Linked DNA regions of Homo sapiens: region 2 is linked to region 1. A link is an interaction called in ENCODE POLR2A ChIA-PET data of the cell type or tissue named here. Cell type or tissue: PC-9. All regions are shown on one strand. Links, peaks and the distances in the headings refer to the core of each region. The heading gives the core; the rest is flanking DNA. Region 1 has its middle 85 kb from the start of LINC02458. Region 2 overlaps KITLG (KIT ligand).

Region 1 (9,162 bases), core at 862-8,861:
TTGGTCTAAAATTCTCTTTTTTGGTTGTGTCTCTGCCCGGCTTTGGTATCAGAATGATGCTGGCCTCATAAAATGGGTTAGGGAGGATTCCCTCTTTTTCTATTGATTGGAATAGTTTCAGAAGGAATGGTACCAGTTCCTCCTTGTACCTCTGGTAGAATTCGGCTGTGAATCCGTCTGGTCCTGGACTCTTTTTGGTTGGTAAGCTATTGATTATTGCCACAATTTCAGCTCCTGTTATTGGTCTATTCAGAGATTCAACTTCTTCCTGGTTTAGTCTTGGGAGAGTGTATGTGTCGAGGAATTTATCCATTTCTTCTAGATTTTCTAGTTTATTTGCATAGAGGTGTTTGTAGTATTCTCCGATGGTAGTTTGTATTTCTGTGGGATCGGTGGTTTATTGCGGCATTATTCACAATAGCAGACTTGGAACCAACCCAAATGTCCAACAATGATAGACTGGATTAAGAAAATGTGGCACATATACACCATGGAATACTATGCAGCCATAAAAAATGATGAGTTCATGTCCTTTGTAGGGACATGGATGAAATTGGAAATCATCATTCTCAGTAAACTATCGCAAGAACAAAAAACCAAACACCGCATATTCTCACTCATAGGTGGGAATTGAACAATGAGAACACATGGACACAGGAAGGGGAACATCACACTCTGGGGACTGTTGTGGGGTGGGGGAAGGGGGGAGGGATAGCATTGGGAGATATACCTAATGCTAGATGACGAGTTAGTGGGTGCAGCGCACCAGCATGGCACATGTATATATATGTAACTAACCTGCACAATGTGCACATGTACCCTAAAACTTAAAGTATAATAATAATAATAATAATAATAATAATAATAATAATAATAAAGAAATTCTGTTAGATACCTAAAGGCACTAAATTTTACAGGGTCTGTGGTGTGGCCATGTGGCAGATAAGGCTGGAAAGGTAGATTAAAACCTAAGGTAGTGACAATATTAAAAGTTAGGCTAGGACTTTGAGATTTAATTCATTAGAGTGGACAATAGCTTTTGAGAAAGAGATGTCAAATCTGGCAGAACGTGTTGATCATAGTAAAGCCAGCAGGGCTTGGAGTAGCCCTGAGTTGCAAAGTGACAGCTCATGAAAAGAATTAAAGTCCAGAGATGTTTTTTGTTTGGCTAATATGCTGAGTGTGTGTGTGTGTGTGTGTGTGTGTTTAACTAAAATTGTTAATGTTTAAAACTTAGACATTTTCATAAATATCAATATTTTAAAATTATCTTTAAAAAATCTTTTCTGACACATGGGAGACTGTAAAAGTAAAAACATAAATAAATAGACAAATAATCTGGCAACACAGAACATGCATTACTGTGCAGTAATTATCAACAGGAGCTTATGGGAAGTTGATTAATTTAGACAGAACATGCTCTTGCTAGCCAAATTCACTTATGTGTGTGACCTGCCCATAAGGTGTGACCAATGCCACACATTAGGCATTGAGACAGATTACTCCACTAGATGTAGGACTATTGGTAGTAAGGAGTGAGCAAGAGAGTAGCATCAGAAATATCAGTTATGGATTGAGTCAAGAAAAAGAGGGAGACAGACAATATTGATATGATTTGCATATGCCTGCAACGTCTTTTAAGGCTCACCTAGGACACACTTGCATAAGCTGGTTGGGTTCAATATGTCTTCCTTGTGTAAGTACCCCTTTGCCCTCCACCTCCTTCTGCATTGTTTTCTAATGATTTGAATATGTTTATTCTCCTTTTAGATTGCTTAATCAATAGCGATTTTTTGGTTACCTCATCTAAAAGGAAAGCAAGCTAAAAAAATTAGCACTGAATTGGAATTTAAATGTAAGAAATAAAACGTTGTATATACTAATAGAAATTTTAGGAAAACATTTGTGGAAGAATAGTTTTAGGGAAGAAGAGATCTTACTGCTCAAGACTTGAAGCCCAGAGCCAAAAAAAGAGACATATTTAACTGCATAAAAGTAAAATATAATTTTATAGCAAAAGATATTATAAACAAAGTAAAGAATCAAATGATTCACTGGGAAATGTTTTCACAGTGCACATGACGTAAAGAATTACTCTTCTTGAATATATAAAGAGCACCTACAAACTGATAAAAAATGATTTATCAAAAAAATAGATATATATAATAAAAACACTGGCAATCATCAATTCATGGAAGAAACCCAGCTGATCTAAAAACATAAAAAGCTGCCCAATTATATTCATAGTCAGGAAAAGGCAAAGCAAAACAACAGTCAGATATCACTTTTAGCTTTTTAAATTGCAAAAGTTAAACAAAAAATTGTAACATTTAAGTGCTGGTGCAACATCATTTTCATATATTGCTGATGGGAACATAAATTGCTATACCCTTTTAGAGAGTAATATGGTAATGTGTATTAAAGTAAAAATAAACACAATTTTGACACAGCAGTCCTACTTCTGATAATCTAGCCTATAATAATGAATGCCCTGGTGCATAAAGCTATGCCACATGTATACTAGTATGTTTGTTACAGCTCTATATGAAGTGGCAAAGCACTGGAAACAACTCGAATGCCCATTGTTAGAGAAATGGTAGAATAAATTATGATATATTTATACTGTTGGATGTTATATAATGTTATGTGAGAAATACAAGATGCTGAGGGAGATAGGTAAATGACAGATAGGTAGAGAATTATAATCATGTAATTAGAAAACAAATGTGTGTATATATATATATATATATATATATATATATATATATATATATATATGTATGCATGTGATTCCATATGGAATTGGATTCCATATGGAACATAGAACATAATGGATCCCATAGGGAACATAGAACACATGGAAGAATATAGAGAAAGATATGGAATCAAATGCACCATTTTATTTAAGTGAAAATGGTGAAGAAGGTGGAGAAGGAGATTATTTAAACGATTTAAAAATATTTGTGCTTTCTTACTTGTTCTGAGTACATTCTCCTTTACAATTAACAAAAATTAAGAAAATTTGGCAAAATACTTCATTTTATTTCCCACACAGCGTTTCCTCATAAAGTCTCGTAAAACGTAAACTTGTCTATTTAGATAGAAATACCTCATCAGATTTACTATCTATACTAAACTTATTAGTAATTCTTCATATAGCTTCTTTCGTCCCCAAATTCCCAAACACCTTAGAAACATTGTCTGGGAGCTCTTTCAATGAGATAACGTGTTCAGAGATGGTAAATGGAGTGGGTACTGCCACTCCTTGTTGCCATCTCCTAGCAGACACACCCTGCCCTCCACCCATTCCCATGGATCCTGCTGTAGTCAGAGTGAGATTCAACAGTGGTCTTGAGGCTTTTTTCTATGAACCAACCAGAATTGAAGGGGAAACGACACCATTTACTCTTCCTGGGCGAGTAAAAACAGCATGTATTGGGGTATGAATCACACATTTATCCTTGTGTGACCTGGAGTACGTTAGTAAGCCTGTCAGAACTTTAGTTTCCTATAAATTTGGACATTATCTCCTTGAAAATTTTCTTATGAAGAGTAAGTGAAATCTTATTCTAACTGCAAGGCCCCTTTGTCATCTCTCTATATTTGCTTATATCCAGTTAAGGCTTTGGCTTAAAGTGCTTACTATGAAAGTAGCTTAAAGAGCTTAAAGTAGATTAAAGTAGCTTAAAGTAGCTCAAAGTAGCTTAAAGAGCTACTTTGCTCTTATTTATGCTTGGTCCTTCATTCATGCATTTGGATGTATGGCTGAGTGGAAGACATCGATTCCGTTTGATCTGGAAAACAATGATTCTCATTTTCTATCCATTATACCCATTGTCTCTTGGGCAATGTCACCAGGAACAGCTCTGCCAAAATTTATGATCCTCAATCCTGCTTATCTGTTGGCAATGTTTCATTGACAATCACCCATCTGGTTAAATACCACTCAGACTTCATTCTCATGTTACATTCACCTTGAGCTTTCTTAGCAGATTCTAAATTATTTTAACTTCTTTTTGCCTCCACTATGTACTGAAAGCCTTTGGCAAGTGCCTAAAATATGTATTTTGGGTTACATAAGAAATACTCTACTGGAGTTGATATGAACTCCAATGGAGGCAAATGAACAAATCCAGAATAGCGCCTAGAAGATTAGAAGATGTCAGGTTCTCATCTATCCATCTATCCATTCATTCATCCACCCCTTTCCAACTGAGTGCATAAATACTCAGTGGTAGACCCAGAAATAGATGTTGGAGATTTAACAGTCAATAAGACTGACAAATTCCCTTCCTTCTCTTGTGGAGTCTCTAGTGAGAGAAAACAGGCAAAAAATAATTGACACTAAACAAGTAAATAATGTGATTTTAGTTCTAAGTGCTATGGAAAAAAATAGAGAGCACATGAAAACAAGAAGACTATCTTCAAGCCAGAAAGTAAAAATGCTTAGATTTAGTGATCAAACTAGAGTTCTAGAAAACAGGAAGCTAGCAAGATGGGGAGAAGTAATCAGATCTCAGGTGATTGAAAATAACATAGTGACCAGCAGAATACACTGAAATCGGCCAGATGCAAAGGAATGATTACCCTCAATCTGTCTTTCAGCTTCTAGCTGGGAAGAAATTTCTTTCAGGTTCTGGACCAATAGGTGGGTAGGAGTGAGGAAAATGGCTACATCTAATTAAGGAAAGACTGCCGGAGAAGTAGGAAGGATTTTCTTTCCAGGATGTTCTGGATCTAGTACATATTTGGCAGGTTTTCATAATTTTCTTTATATTAGAAAGTGGATCAAAGGTCAGGTATGATTATTGCACAAACATAAAAAAAAATTCCCTCCTCTGGGGGTGTCACAAATGAAGCCCCTTACGAATTCTTCACACGGGTTACAGGCATTATCACAATGCTTAGGCATATGATAAAACTACAGCAACAAATTAGGTGCAATTAAACGTTTTCAACTCTCTCACACACCTGAAACCAAAGCTATGAAAAAAGAGGCATATCCCAGGTAATTAATTGCCAAGAAACATTTAATGATCTCTCCTCTGCTACATTTAACATGAGTCATGAGTGCTTTGTTCCAACTTAGTCATAAAGTTCCCTGGAGCCAAGGGCATGTTACTACGGCACACTAAAGGAAAAAAACCCTAAACACAGAGCTTAATTAATTTTCAACTTCTGCCACACAACTTCACACCTGAATTCCTTATCCTTTGGGCATACTTAATATAACCACAATGCACTGTAGTAACACCTACTTTATAGGCAGAACTTTCATCTACCCACAGTTTCCTCTTCTTTGTAAAACCATTTGGCTGACCATCACAAAATGGCAGTAACCAAGCTTCTCTCTTTGCAGCCTGACAGGTCAAGCACCCTACTAAATTCAAGAAAGAGACTGTTTTATACCATTATTTTGCTCTAATAACAGAGTGGGAACTCCTTTAATGTTAAGATTCTCTAGAGAAGGATGTTGTTTTAAAAGTATTGACCCACGAGAAGCAAAGGTACCTGGCAACTTTCAAAATGTGTGATATATTTGTGTCAGCTTTTTCTCCCAGGCCCGTTCTGTCTTTTGAGCATATTGAAAGAAAGCCTATCTTTTTTTTTTTAATCCAAATATGTAGCAGATGGGATGGTGGATAAATGTCAATTACTGTTGTCAAAATTTGCAAAGGCAGACCTCATTGGCTTTGGGCTTAGCACGCTACATGACAATGGAAATGGATACGACATTTGCATTTAATAAAGCGTTTGCTGAGGAAATTGAGTTGAGTCTGAAGGTTCTGCTGGTGACAGAAAGGAGATTAATGTCAAACTTCAAAGGTGGGGAAAAACTTTTAAAACTTTCAAATTTGAGCTTTTCTAAACCCACATTTAAAAACGTTGCCTTAAAACTGAAAAAAATATTATTTTGTGCTTTTTAAGATAAGTTGGGTTTTTCCATTTCAGTGCATTTGTGAATAACTCTGAGAACTATTTTCTTTTATCTATTTGACTTGAAAATATAGCAAATACATACAGATTGTATATATTCTATGCCTGCACAGCTAGTTAGACTATAAAAAATCATGTCATTTGCTGGTATTTTGTTTTCTACTCCATTGACCAATTTTTCATTTTGCCCACCTGCTGTTTTCATATCCTGTACACACTGCATAAGAGCCCTTCCCCTCTATTCTAACTCGAATCCTCAACAGAGACATAGATTTATCATTCAGTTTGGCCTCACATGATTGCCCACAGGACCATCCTGGTTTCTTCTGGCCTTGACTAGAGATTGGATTTTTGTATTTTGAAATAATCTAGCCATAAAAAACCATCTGAGTTCTTCAGAGAAGATACCCTTTCTCTCTCATCCTCCAGAATCCTATCTGGATATGTTCAGAGGGAATGATCACTACACTCAGAGTGGAATGTTTCAGAAGCTTGAATTTGCAATCAATGTTCATTTCCAAGGGCAAGCTAGGGTTTCTCCTATGTGTCTGTGTTTGTGAGGAAAGGTGAGTTCTGTCAGCATTTAAAATCTCGGTGAAGTGCTCATGAAAGGAGGCATGTAGAAGGGCTATTTTTAAGAAAGCCTTATCATTAAAGCTTAAAATTTCCCTGAATTCATGGCCTCTGCAAAGGAACCGAATCCATGGAGGCAAAGGACAAACTCCCTGGAGAATTTGAGAGTTCTCAATTGATGCAGTTTTAGAATTTGCAGTTTTGAATTGTAAAGGCCAGCAAGCAGTCATGCTGCGTTGCCTCTTGCTTGGGCTGGCTCTGAGATTATTGATTCCAAAATCCTGACTGGCATGAGAATTACCTGGGGATTTCTCTAAAAATATAGTTTTCTTCCCTCACTCTCAGAAATTTTGATTTGGTATGTCTGGACTAAGGCCCCAAAATTCAGAACACAAACAAAAAATAAAAAAAAACAAAACAAAATAGAAATCTCCAGGTGACTCTCATGCTTTGCACAGCCAGGTTGGTGAGGCCATCGCTCTTATCACACTAACCAACTTGTTTTGAAACTGAACCCTGACCTCAGCCTCATTAGTACCACACTGCTGGATACTGAAGCTAACTGGTTTCATTTGGAAATATATAACCTTGTCTCTGATCTTGCTAGAGGGCATCCATGTGAGAAAATAACCGTTCACATTATTTGTTAGCATAGCTTGATATGTGATTTTAATACTGCCCTTTAGTTTTAAACTATACTATTTCAAAAAAGTGTTTTAATCTTCAAAAGAATATCTCCATTTGAGTGGAGAAAAAAGGGAAACCTAGTTTAAAAAAATCAGTGTGATAACCATGTCCCTAAAGCCTTCTTCTCTCAGTGAGGATGATTTTACACATTTTAATGACCTGCTTAAAAAATCTGAATTTAAATCTTTTTTTCCAAGCAGGAATTACATACGTTTTAATGATCTACCATAACTCTTAAAAAAAGTTCTTATCTTGTTAATTTTGCTCCCGTGGAAACAAAGGCTATGTGCAATGTGTGTGTGTCTATAAAGTCATTGAACACTGATTGTTCATTTTTTCTTTAAAAGCAGGCAGACATCATCCTACGGCAAGGTCATCTTACTGTTTGCAATGATACATGGTTCTGTACACTAGGCTTGCTTTTGCACCTCCTATGACCATTATTGATAGAGAAAATAAAAAAATAAAGAAGTCAGTTTGTACCAAGTGAAGGCTTAAGAAAAAAAGATGTCAAGAAGAAAACTCAAAACTCTGTCCTTAAAGAAGGTGAAAGATTTTAATGGTCCCGTTGATTTATCTAAGTCTACCTGGAACACATTAACCAAAATGGTTTACTGAGTAATCTCTTTCAAGCAAGACCACAGTAGAAATATTTCAAAGAATTTAGGAGCTCAGGAAATCTCTGTGCTCAGTGAAGCAGAGAAACGCCCTAAGCTGCAGATGAAAGCAATGCACACTGATTAGTATCAATGCAAAAAGAGATAAGGACATGTTCTTAGGGCCCTGCTGCTGTGCTCTGGGTCATTGGTTCACAAACTAGTGTGCGTATGAATCCCCTAGCAAGGTTGTAGAGAATGCAGATTCCTGGGCAGTGACCACTGAGATCCTAATTCATAAAGATTGAAACAACAAAATAATTTTAATTTGCTAGCCCTGTGGTTTAGCTTACACCTTGAGGTATACTGCTCTGGATAATTTATTTAGTGAAAATAAAATCAAATTTCAAAAGTAAATATTTTCCCCATATATAAAAGGAATGATAGGGTGGAAACTATAATTTCGGTCATAACTATCATTCATTTGTAGAAAATATGGAAACTTCAGAAAAATAGAAAGAATACAACTCATCCAATGGTCCTCATTGAAGCATTATGTGACACTTTCTATGAAGATCTCTCCTCTTCTTTTTTTTTCAGATTCTAGTGGATTTCTCTCTGTGGCTTACTACCTTTGGCTGGAAGTTACTCTCTATTTAGTATGTCGACTAGTCCCTCCCTTAAGTAATATATCTCCAATTTTCCTTTAACTAGTTCCACTTAGATATCCTACTATCATCTCAAACTTAAGCTTATCTGAAACCATTTGTATTTTTTTTTTAACCATTAAAACTGGCTCTTTTTATCTTCTTGTTAAGAGGAACAATATTTGCTCCAACACATGCAAGAAGCTTCAATACTTTTGTTTTTTACATTATCATTCTCTAACCCATTGCTACCGTCTCCTAATTCATTTTCTTCAAGTGCTCTTTACAACCATTCTTTCTGTTCATTGCAGATATCAGATGGTATACATTCACATGGCTGCACTGACTTTGAAATGTTCAAGCACCTTCATCAGCCCCTGCCCTGAGCCCTTAAGTACCCACTACCCTGTTGTTTCTCCTGAGACCTCCGCAACAACCTCACATGATCCAGCAGCTTAAGGGGTTATATTTGGCCCTCCTGCAGACCCCTGCCCCCCAGAACTCATGCTTCAGCCCTCAGAGAGCCTCACTTTTGACTGGTCAGTCTCCATGCTGCCCTTCATACCTAAGTGACTATAGCCATGACTTAAATCCAGCTTTTCTGAACTTGAATTATGTTATGCAACATCACCACATCTGCCTTCCTAAAAACCTGCTTTCATCATCTCCTCCTCTGAAACCTTATTGAAGTCATAGATAAGTACTAGACAAGTATTGAATCA
Region 2 (9,162 bases), core at 622-8,621, 380 kb after region 1:
CTTGAAATTCCCTCATACTCATTCACTCCTGTAGTCCATCCACTGTGATTGACTTTTAGTTCCATCAACTCAATGGCAACTGCCCTCATTAAGGTCAGCTCCATTAAGTACTCTTTAGTAAACATCATATTGACATCTTTTAGTGCTTGTTTTATTCATTGCCCTCTCCCTTTGGTATTTTTTTTCCATTGGCTGCTGTACCCCACAATCAACTGATTTCCCTCTCATGTATTTGGCTTCACATTCTCTCATCTCCTACACAGATAGTTCATGATAGAATGGTATCTATCTATGGTATGGTAGTATTCACTAAGGTTTTTGGTGATAAACTCCCAGACTCCTGCTGCCTCTTCTCTTCCTACATATCTGGATCAGCAGATAGCACCACTTTTTACACAGTCACCCAAACTGGAACCTGGAAGTCATTTGTGCCTCTTCCCCTTTTGACCCTACCCTCTTTTCATTAGTCACCAAGATCTTCCGTTCTACTTCCATATCCTGTTGAACGTGTTCATTTCTCTCCATTCTCACTGCCACTGCCCTAGTTAAGGCCCTTATCATCTCAGCTTTGGATTACTTCAGTGACCTCCTAATGGGCCTCATGCCCCCAGGTTTGTTGCCCTCTCTCCCCCAGTCCATCCTTCATTCTGATGCCTGATAAACCTTTTAACAATAAATCAGATCTTGACACTCCCTTGCTTAAAATCATTCCAGGTCTCCCCAGTGCTTTTAAAATGAAATCTAAATCAATTAGCAAGGAGGGCCTCTGCATATCTCTCTAGCCTTGCCTTTTTTTTTTTTTTTGCTTATTCTTTGAAACTTATTTTCCAATGGAGTAAAAAAATCACAGAATTCTAAGAACATGCCTTGTTTCCACACTTCTGTGGGCACCTGCTACTTCCTCTCTCAGGGGTCTTCTCCCTCACTAACTTTGAGTTGGCTGCCCCCGATCACCTTTGGAGAAGCTTCTCCCCCCAGAAACTATCAGCCCCTCCCTCAAATGCCCCTGTCCCCCAAATGCCCCCCTCCCCAAGTCAGGTTTAGCTGTACTTGGGGCAGGGGGCAGTTGAGGGAGGGGCTGGGCCTTTTCTCTCTGACTCCCACCACTGTGCTGTGTTCTCTAGTAGCTTGAGCTTCCTGAGGCCAGTGATCATAGTCTTTCTGTCTTTATCTTATGTATTTATTAGATACTCCATACATGTCTGTTAAATGAAGAAGTGGCCCCTGGGATAATGTTACTAGAAGTCTGAAAGCACCCAATTTTGTTTTTATAAGAAGAAACAACTTATCGCTTTATTTTTTGGGTTTCTCCCCTCCCTCTAGCTATGTAAATTTTTGTTTAAGCTATAGCTAAGTGTAACTTGATTTACCTGCTCGACTCATTTATTCAACCTGGTAATAACTTGACATGTAATTTCAATTTGAAACTGATTGAGTTAAAGAGACCTATATGCCTTCTGTAACATGACCCTTTAAAATAAAATTTAGTAGTTCATTAAATATAAATGAAGTCAGTTTTATTATCTAACTGGCCTAGTATTTTTCTTTCCAGCATAGATAGTGTAGGTTTTGGTTTATATCCAATCCAGCAATTTCCTAGCAAAGTGGCCATAAGGAAGTTACCTAATCTCTCCCGAATTGTGTTTTGCTCACCTGCAGAGTAGGGTAATAATATCTACCTGGTTGATGGGAGGATTACAGGAAATAATATCTGCAAACTGCTTGTCCTATGCACAGCCCCTTAGAAGTCAATATATTTTGAGTTATTTCCACTTTAAGTAGTATTTACATGTAGAACGAGGACTGATTATTAAAGGGTGAATTTCCCCAAATTTTTCTCATGCATTGAATACCTTGAAATCTTTAAATTCCCGTTACATTAAATTCCCTTATTATATTACATTGTCTGCCTTTTCATATTAAGCAACTTCTTTCTAGTTTTTTTTTGTTATAAGAGCATATTCATTACATATTTTAATGATCACCCATATTTTAAAACATTTTTAGCTTACTTCTTCACAAAAGGGAAGTTAGAAGAGTATCTTTACAAGATTTTGGCACCCACCAATTTGGACTCCAAGTTGGTCTGAGTTTCAATTAGTTACTCTGGTAACATCTGTTTTATTGATAGTAGTTAAGTTTCAAAAACTAACAAATCTACTAAATGTTTCAGTTGTCCCTTTAAGATTACTTAACAGTGCTTAGAGAAGAATTTTAGTCTGTGTAAGATGATTAGGTATTTTCCTTATAATGTTTAATGGTAAATTTTTAAGCAATTAAAAAGATCTGAAAAAAGAAGTCATATAGAACTGAATGGTTATTCACCAAATGAGGATCCTGTTGTTGGTTTACATAGATTATTTTTGGAAGATATGGTTCATATGAGTTAAGAAGACCTGAACTCAGGACCAATTACCATACCTGTATCTTGGTAACTTGCTTTCCTGTCTTTGGGTAGTTGAGCCAGTTGGCTCTCTTCCAAAATACATTTGGGCTACAAGGGAACTGCCTGCTTCAATAGCTGGTATGCAGGATTAAAGAGAAGATGAATGTTGTTTTTGGCAGCAGCTGCTGTTTTGTTCAGGGCAGCTCTAATACCATTTCGTAGGTCTGTGCATAAAGAAAATGAGCTACACAAACACTTAACTCTCTTTTTGACTTTGTGACGTCTGTAATATGGACCCTGACAATGCATATTTTAAAATCACTTCTCATATTCATAGAGAAAAAAAGGCTTTTTTTCTGTATTTTATTTTTTTGTTTTTCCAAGTTTAGAGGATTGGTATCTTCTGGTTTCTTGAACAGCATATGTCCCCCTGATATTCTTAGGCTGCATGCATTTTAATTTCTACTGAAGGAAAGGAATCTGCAGTGTGACTTATGTGTTGCAACACACGTTCAGATTAAGTCCATGGTTTGTTTTGGGTGTTTGTAGCTCCTTTTCCTGGCATGTGGCCTTTTACTGTAAGGAAAGCTCTGTGTTCAGGAGGGATTGGTTATTGAGTGAATAGTCCACTGGAGTCTGCTGATGTTTGTTCTCAACAAAAATGAAAATTAAGCAAGACCTTTGCCTTTGAGGTCTTCAACCTCATCTTCTTGTAAATCCCTCCCACCCCAGACTTCTTTAAAGTACTTTTCTAGTACTGTCTGCTACTGTCTGCTCCCAGAAAAGGACCAGCCACATCTGTCACTGATGTTAACATAAATTTTAGTCAGTATTACTTCCCTCTACCAGAACTGTTTCTACTGCATGCCTTGGTTGTAACAGTGCACACAGATTTCTCATTATTTTTTTTCCTAATCATGTAAATGATTTGAAGGCAACATTTAGCAATGAAAGGATTATTGGAATTTTGTGTGTTGTGGGGGAATAAACGGGGGACACTTTTGATGCATGTTTCTGAAAACAAAAATCGAGAACTACCCAGGACGATATGTGTCTATACAATGAAAGACTATCCAGAAATGAGGGGTTATCACACAATGAGCTTGACCTAGAGAGAAAAGTTGTACAATGATAAAACAAAGTAGCCAAAGAAAAATGTCATATACAGCTGCAGAGAATGTTAACAGAAAAAAAAAATAGATGATTACCCAAACTGAAAAGATACATTTTAGAGCAGAAGTCACAAACACAGGGACATTTTGCTTCAGTGTATCTCCATTAGGGTGTGTGTGAGCGTGTGTGCACACCCACATATTTAGGCACCCTATTCCCTCAGAGTTTCCAGAAATTGGAAGAAGAGGAAGAGAAAACAAAGATAAATATTTTGTTGATATATTGGAACATGTCATTTAATTGGAAGTCAGTTGTCTGTTAACTGAAGCTACTCTAAACACAGTTCAGAACTAAGAAATAAATGAAAAAGGTGTGTGAACTCAAAGTCAGTGTCAAAATATTCATGTGCTAAAGGTCATACTCTTTGTATATGGGAGATCTACTCTATAAAGTCTTTTCTCAGAAAGTTTTACTCAAACATTTTTGAAGTACTTGTCTTCTGGTTTCCTAGCCGATGCAAAGCCCATAAACCACACAACAAATAATTGCATAACACCCATAGTTTGAATAGTTTCTCATTTGATTCTTACTACTAGTTCATGAGATGGGTAAGGCAAAAATTATTTTTACTATCATTTTATAGGCTGATAAATGGATACTCAGGGAGATTAGCTGACTTGTTTGAAGTCACATGGGAAGGGACTGAGAGGTTTTCTGGATCCATGTTCTGCCCATGGTTTCCAAAAGCGTTTTTTTTTTTTAATTTCTTCTTGCCCTTGGAAACCTTTGTTTAAACAGAATCTTACTCAGAGGCATGAACAAATAAAACAACAAAAAAAGCTGAGCTGCTCTGCTTAAAATAAAGGGTGCGGGCCAATAATTCTGGCAGAGGCAATTCACTTTCCTCATTTGGAATAGCTTGACCATCACTACACTACACCTTTCATTCATTCATTCATTCCAAAAGTATTTCAATTGAGCTGTGTTTTATTTTTCTATTGCTGCTGTAATAAATTACCAAAAATTTAGTGACTGGCCGGGTGCAGTGGCTCATACCTGTAATCTCAGCATTTTGGGAGGCTGAAGTGGGTGGATTACCTGAGCTCAGGAGTTCAAGACCAGCCTGGCCAACATGGTGAAACTCTGTCTCTACCAAAAATACAAAAAAAAAAAGAAAAGAAAAAGGCCAGCCATGGTGGCAGGCACCTATAATCCCAGCTACTTGGGAGGCTGAGGCAGGAGAATCACTTGAATCTGGGAGGCGGAGGTTGCAGTGAGCCGAGATTGCACCACTGCATCCCAGCCTGAGCAACAGAGAGAGACTCTGTCAAAAAAAAAAAAAAAAAATTATCATAATTTTGAAGATCAAATGTTCAAAATAAGGCTCACTTACATCAAAGTATCAGTTGGACTATGTTGCTTTCCAAAGGCTCTAGGGGAGAATCTATTTCTTTCTCTTTTGCAGCTTCTAGAAGCTGCCTACATTTCTTGACTCTTGGTCCCTTCTCTCTATTTTCAATGCCAGCAAGGACATGTTGAGTCCTTTTCAGGTCACATTTCCCCGACCCTTCTTCCATCATCGCACCTCTCTCTGAACAGAGCTGGAAAATAGTCTCCATTTTTAAGGACCATGGGGATTAGATTGGACCCAGGGAATCTAGGATAGTCTCTTCATCTCTAGTTCTTAACGTAATCATGTCTGGAAAGTCCATTTTGCCATGTGTGGTGATGTATTCACAAGTTCCAAGAATTAGGACATGGACATCTTTGGGGCCATTATACTTCCTGCTGTAAGCTCCCATATGGGACACATGTTGTGTTCATCATCAAGAGTGCAGGAGACTAGAAATAGGCATGTTAGCAGTAACAATATGTTGCAAGTAATGACCTGACAATCTGGGGGAAACAGGAAAACTAAGGAACAAACAAATGAAACCTAAAATAAATTTTTAAAAGTTATACAAACAAGTACAGTAATTTGGAACCACTTGGAGAAGGGAAGCTACAACTACATAACTGAGATACTTTGAAAGTCTTCCTTTTATTTGATGAACCTGAACCGTCACAGAAAAGCAAAGTTTAATATTTCAATTCACTGTTTAAGAAATCAAAGTGTGTGTACAATATTAGAAAGACTTCTGTGTAGAAAAGTTAATACTGAAAAGTTTCTTTTTTATATAAAGAAGTAAGCTCTGCATTTCAGCTCTCTCCTGAGTATACTGATGAAGGAGGTGTCATTACTGCTTGGCAAAAATCTCAATATTTCTAACTTGATTATCTCCCTGTCCTAATGTTTAGCTATGCCAGAATGAATTCTTTAATTTTATGAAAGGTGGATATTTTTAATGGTAGCAAAGTATATGCAAAATTAAATTACAATATGAATTTATTTATAATGGCTTTAAAATAAAGGGCTTTAAGAAATATAGGTTTTTCAGAGATATTTGAATGTTCATAAGCTAACATAGATTTAATTTTAGCATTGACCCAGTGGATTTTTACAAAATGAACAAAACTGTGTCTTTGTAAGATATTTGAATTTAACTGATGCAAAAAAAATTTATGTTGCCCTGATCAAATCATTCTTCAATTATTATAGCAGTCTGTGTTGATATATTTTAAGGAACTATCAAAGGACATATATTAAAAATTATGATGACTTGAATAATATAGACTATTCAGCTGTGGCATGGAATATGGAACAGACTTGTCTCCATATGCTTGATATTTGCAAAAGTATTAAAGTTTTAGAGATCTGCTATCGCATCACAGTTCTCACAAACCATCTAACAGATTTGCAGGAGTTCTGGGACAGTGTAGAGGGGCTAAAAGGACAGGAGTTAGAATTGGACAGACCTGGGCTTACTGATTTCACCACTCAGAAGTCACCAAACCTCCCTGTACCTCAACTCCTTCATCTTTAAAATTAGGATATATGAAAGTTATTTTTTTCCTTATTAGATATCCAAGATGCTTGGTGTATAGTAAATGTTCAGTAACTTTTAGCTCTATTCATGGAATTGTTCCCAAAACACAACCAGCATCTGCATTCACATTCCAGCGCTCTGCCTGATAGCATTGAACTACCTATACTCCTATTTAAAGCCACACTTCCTACTTGAGAACTGAATCTCACCCCTTCTTTCCTGCTCAAGGCTGTTGCCCAAGCAGTCCCCTCTCTTCTGACCTATATTGCCAATTGCTTCCTCCTACTGGATCATTCCCATAGGCATACACTCATTCTGGTATTTCAACCTTCTTACAAATAAAACTCTCTTCACCCCCAATTTCTTGCCAGCTACTTCCCCATCTTGGTTTTATTTATTTATGTGTTTGTTTATCCAGTTGCTCTCCTTTGAAGGAAAACTCTTCAAAACAGCTGTTCATACTCACTGTTTCTGGTTAATCTCATCTCCTGCTTTCTAAAACCCACTGTAGACTGGCTTTTTCCCATACCACTTCAATAAAACTGCTCTTGTTAATATTACCAGTGACCTTAATGTTGCCAAACCAGTGGTCAGTTATCAGTCCTTATCTTACTCGGCCTATAACTGGCATTTGACATAGTTTGACCCTATTTTCCTTAAAGTACTTTTTTAAAGTCTTGGCTTCCTTCCATGATCTTTTTGCTTTGCTCTCTTGGACTCTTTTGTGGGTTCTCACTCTTCTGTCAGATCCCTTAAGGTTAGAACACCATAGCATGCGCAGTTCTTTGTTCTTTTTTATACTTTTACTCACTCCCTTGGTGATCTCATCCACTCATTTGCTTATATATGGAAGGTTATCATATTTATATCTGCACCCCAAGTTTCCCTCCTAAGTCCAGATTTAAATATCTTGACCTGGCATTATCACTAGAATATCTCAAAGACATCTTAAACTTAACATACTCAAAATTTAACTCCTGATCTGCCTCCCAAACCTTCTCTACCCCCAGTCTTCCCCATATCAGTTGATGGCAACACCATCTTTCCATACCAAAGTTCTTATAGTCATCTTTGACTCTTTCTCTCAAATCGTACTCTGTCAGGAAATTCTCATGGTTCAGCCTTCAGAAGATGTCCAGAATCTAACCACTTTCAGTCAATGTATTACTATAACCCTTTCTTGATTGGATTACAGCAGCAACCTCCCAACTTGTCGGTTTCATTTTCTACCTGTTGTCACCCTAAAGTCTATTTTTATTATAGCAATCAGACTGATCTTATTTAATTAATTTATTTTTATTCTGAAGTATATATCCCTCCTCTGCTCAAAATCTTGCAATGAATCCTATTTTATTCAAGTAAGAGTCAATGTCTGGGCAATAGGCTTCAACGCCCTACATGAGCTGTCCTCTCCATTGTCTCTCTGACATCATCATCTTCTACTGCTCCCTAATTTACTCTTGCTATGTCTTAAATAACAGATGCCTTAAATAGACCTTAGGACCTTGGCACCAGCTTTTCTCTCTGTATGCAGTACTCTTCCCACAGATGTCTGCGTGGATCACTGCCTTAGCTTTGTCCAATCTTTGGTGAAATTTTGTCTTCTTAATGAGACACTTATCAATATTACCCTGTTAAAAATTTCAAGCTGTTTCCACCCATACTGCAATCTCTGGAAAGAAAAGAGTACAGTTAGTTCTATGGCTCTTCTCGAGACTCAGAGATGCCTGGTGATTTGACCCTCCCTATAAGTCTTCTTTCAACAAGGACTCAAGAAACTTTTAGGTGTACATCTATACTTCCTCCAAGGGAATTCAGCTGAAGTTACTAGGTAGCAGGCACTGATGTGTGCTTTATTACAAGCATATGTCATGCACTGATATGTATTAATATTTTATTGTTGAGACTGGTACTGGTGGGGGTAGCTGCTCTAGAAAATGAATAGAAGTTCATGCCATATCCCTAAAAAGCTGCTCAGCTAGCAAGGTATAAGCAGAAGGAATGATTCTACCTACCCAACATCACCTATCATTGCCACACGTATCTTGAGTGTTCAGTGACTTTCTGATATTAGAGATGGCCTGGGAGTCTGCTCTGCTTGTGCTGTATGTACTCTTTTGTTATCTAACTTTTTTTTTTTTTGGTGATGTAGTCTAGCTTTTGTCGCCAGGCTAGAGTGCAGTGGCGCAATCTTGGCTCACTGCAACCTCCGCCTCACGGGTTCAAACGATTCTCCTGCCTCAGCCTCCCGAGTACCTGGGATTACAGGCATGCACTGCCACACCCAGCTAATTTTTGTATTTTTAGTAGAGATGGGGATTCACCATGTTGGCCAGGCTGGTCTCGATCTCCTGACCTCGTGATCCGCCCACCTCGGCCTCCTAAAGTGCTGGGATTACAGGCATGAGCCACCACGCCCGGCCAACCTAACCTTTCTTAAAACTCAGCAGTACACTTGGTGCTGGGCAAAGCCTTGGTGCTGGGCAAAGCAGTACACATGGTGACTCATGACTGTGATTGTCACTCTGAACCCAAGATCACCAGTAAGGCAGAGTAGACATTATGATCCCAATCCCCTTTACCTTGCTCTAATCTTATTTTTCCCATAGCTTTTGACACCTTTTGACATACTGTATAACCTAGTTACTTATGTTTGTTGATTAAGCCTTATGAGGGCAGGAATTTTGTTCATTATATAGGCCTAGCACCTAGGACAATGCCTGGTATACACCAGAT

What was found. Peaks named below come from ENCODE experiments on the same cell type or tissue, not always from the same donor. Only the 100,000 strongest peaks of a DNase experiment are listed, where the experiment ranks them.
Region 2: POLR2A ChIA-PET joins it to region 1 with 12 read pairs; 2 of 35 experiments call an interaction of 5 or more read pairs at or near these places.

What each region holds. Positions count from the first base shown.
Region 1 is chr12:88,930,527-88,939,688 of GRCh38, reverse strand. No RefSeq gene overlaps it. Among named protein-coding and RNA genes, the nearest start is that of LINC02458, 85 kb to the left of the region's middle. In PC-9, for the core only: no CTCF peak of the experiment used is centred there; a DNase peak (open chromatin) is centred at 5,148.
Region 2 is chr12:88,547,861-88,557,022 of GRCh38, reverse strand. The region is part of intron 1 of KITLG (KIT ligand); the gene reads left to right. Among named protein-coding and RNA genes, the nearest start is that of KITLG, 28 kb to the left of the region's middle. In PC-9, for the core only: no CTCF peak of the experiment used is centred there; DNase peaks (open chromatin) are centred at 2,512 and 4,052.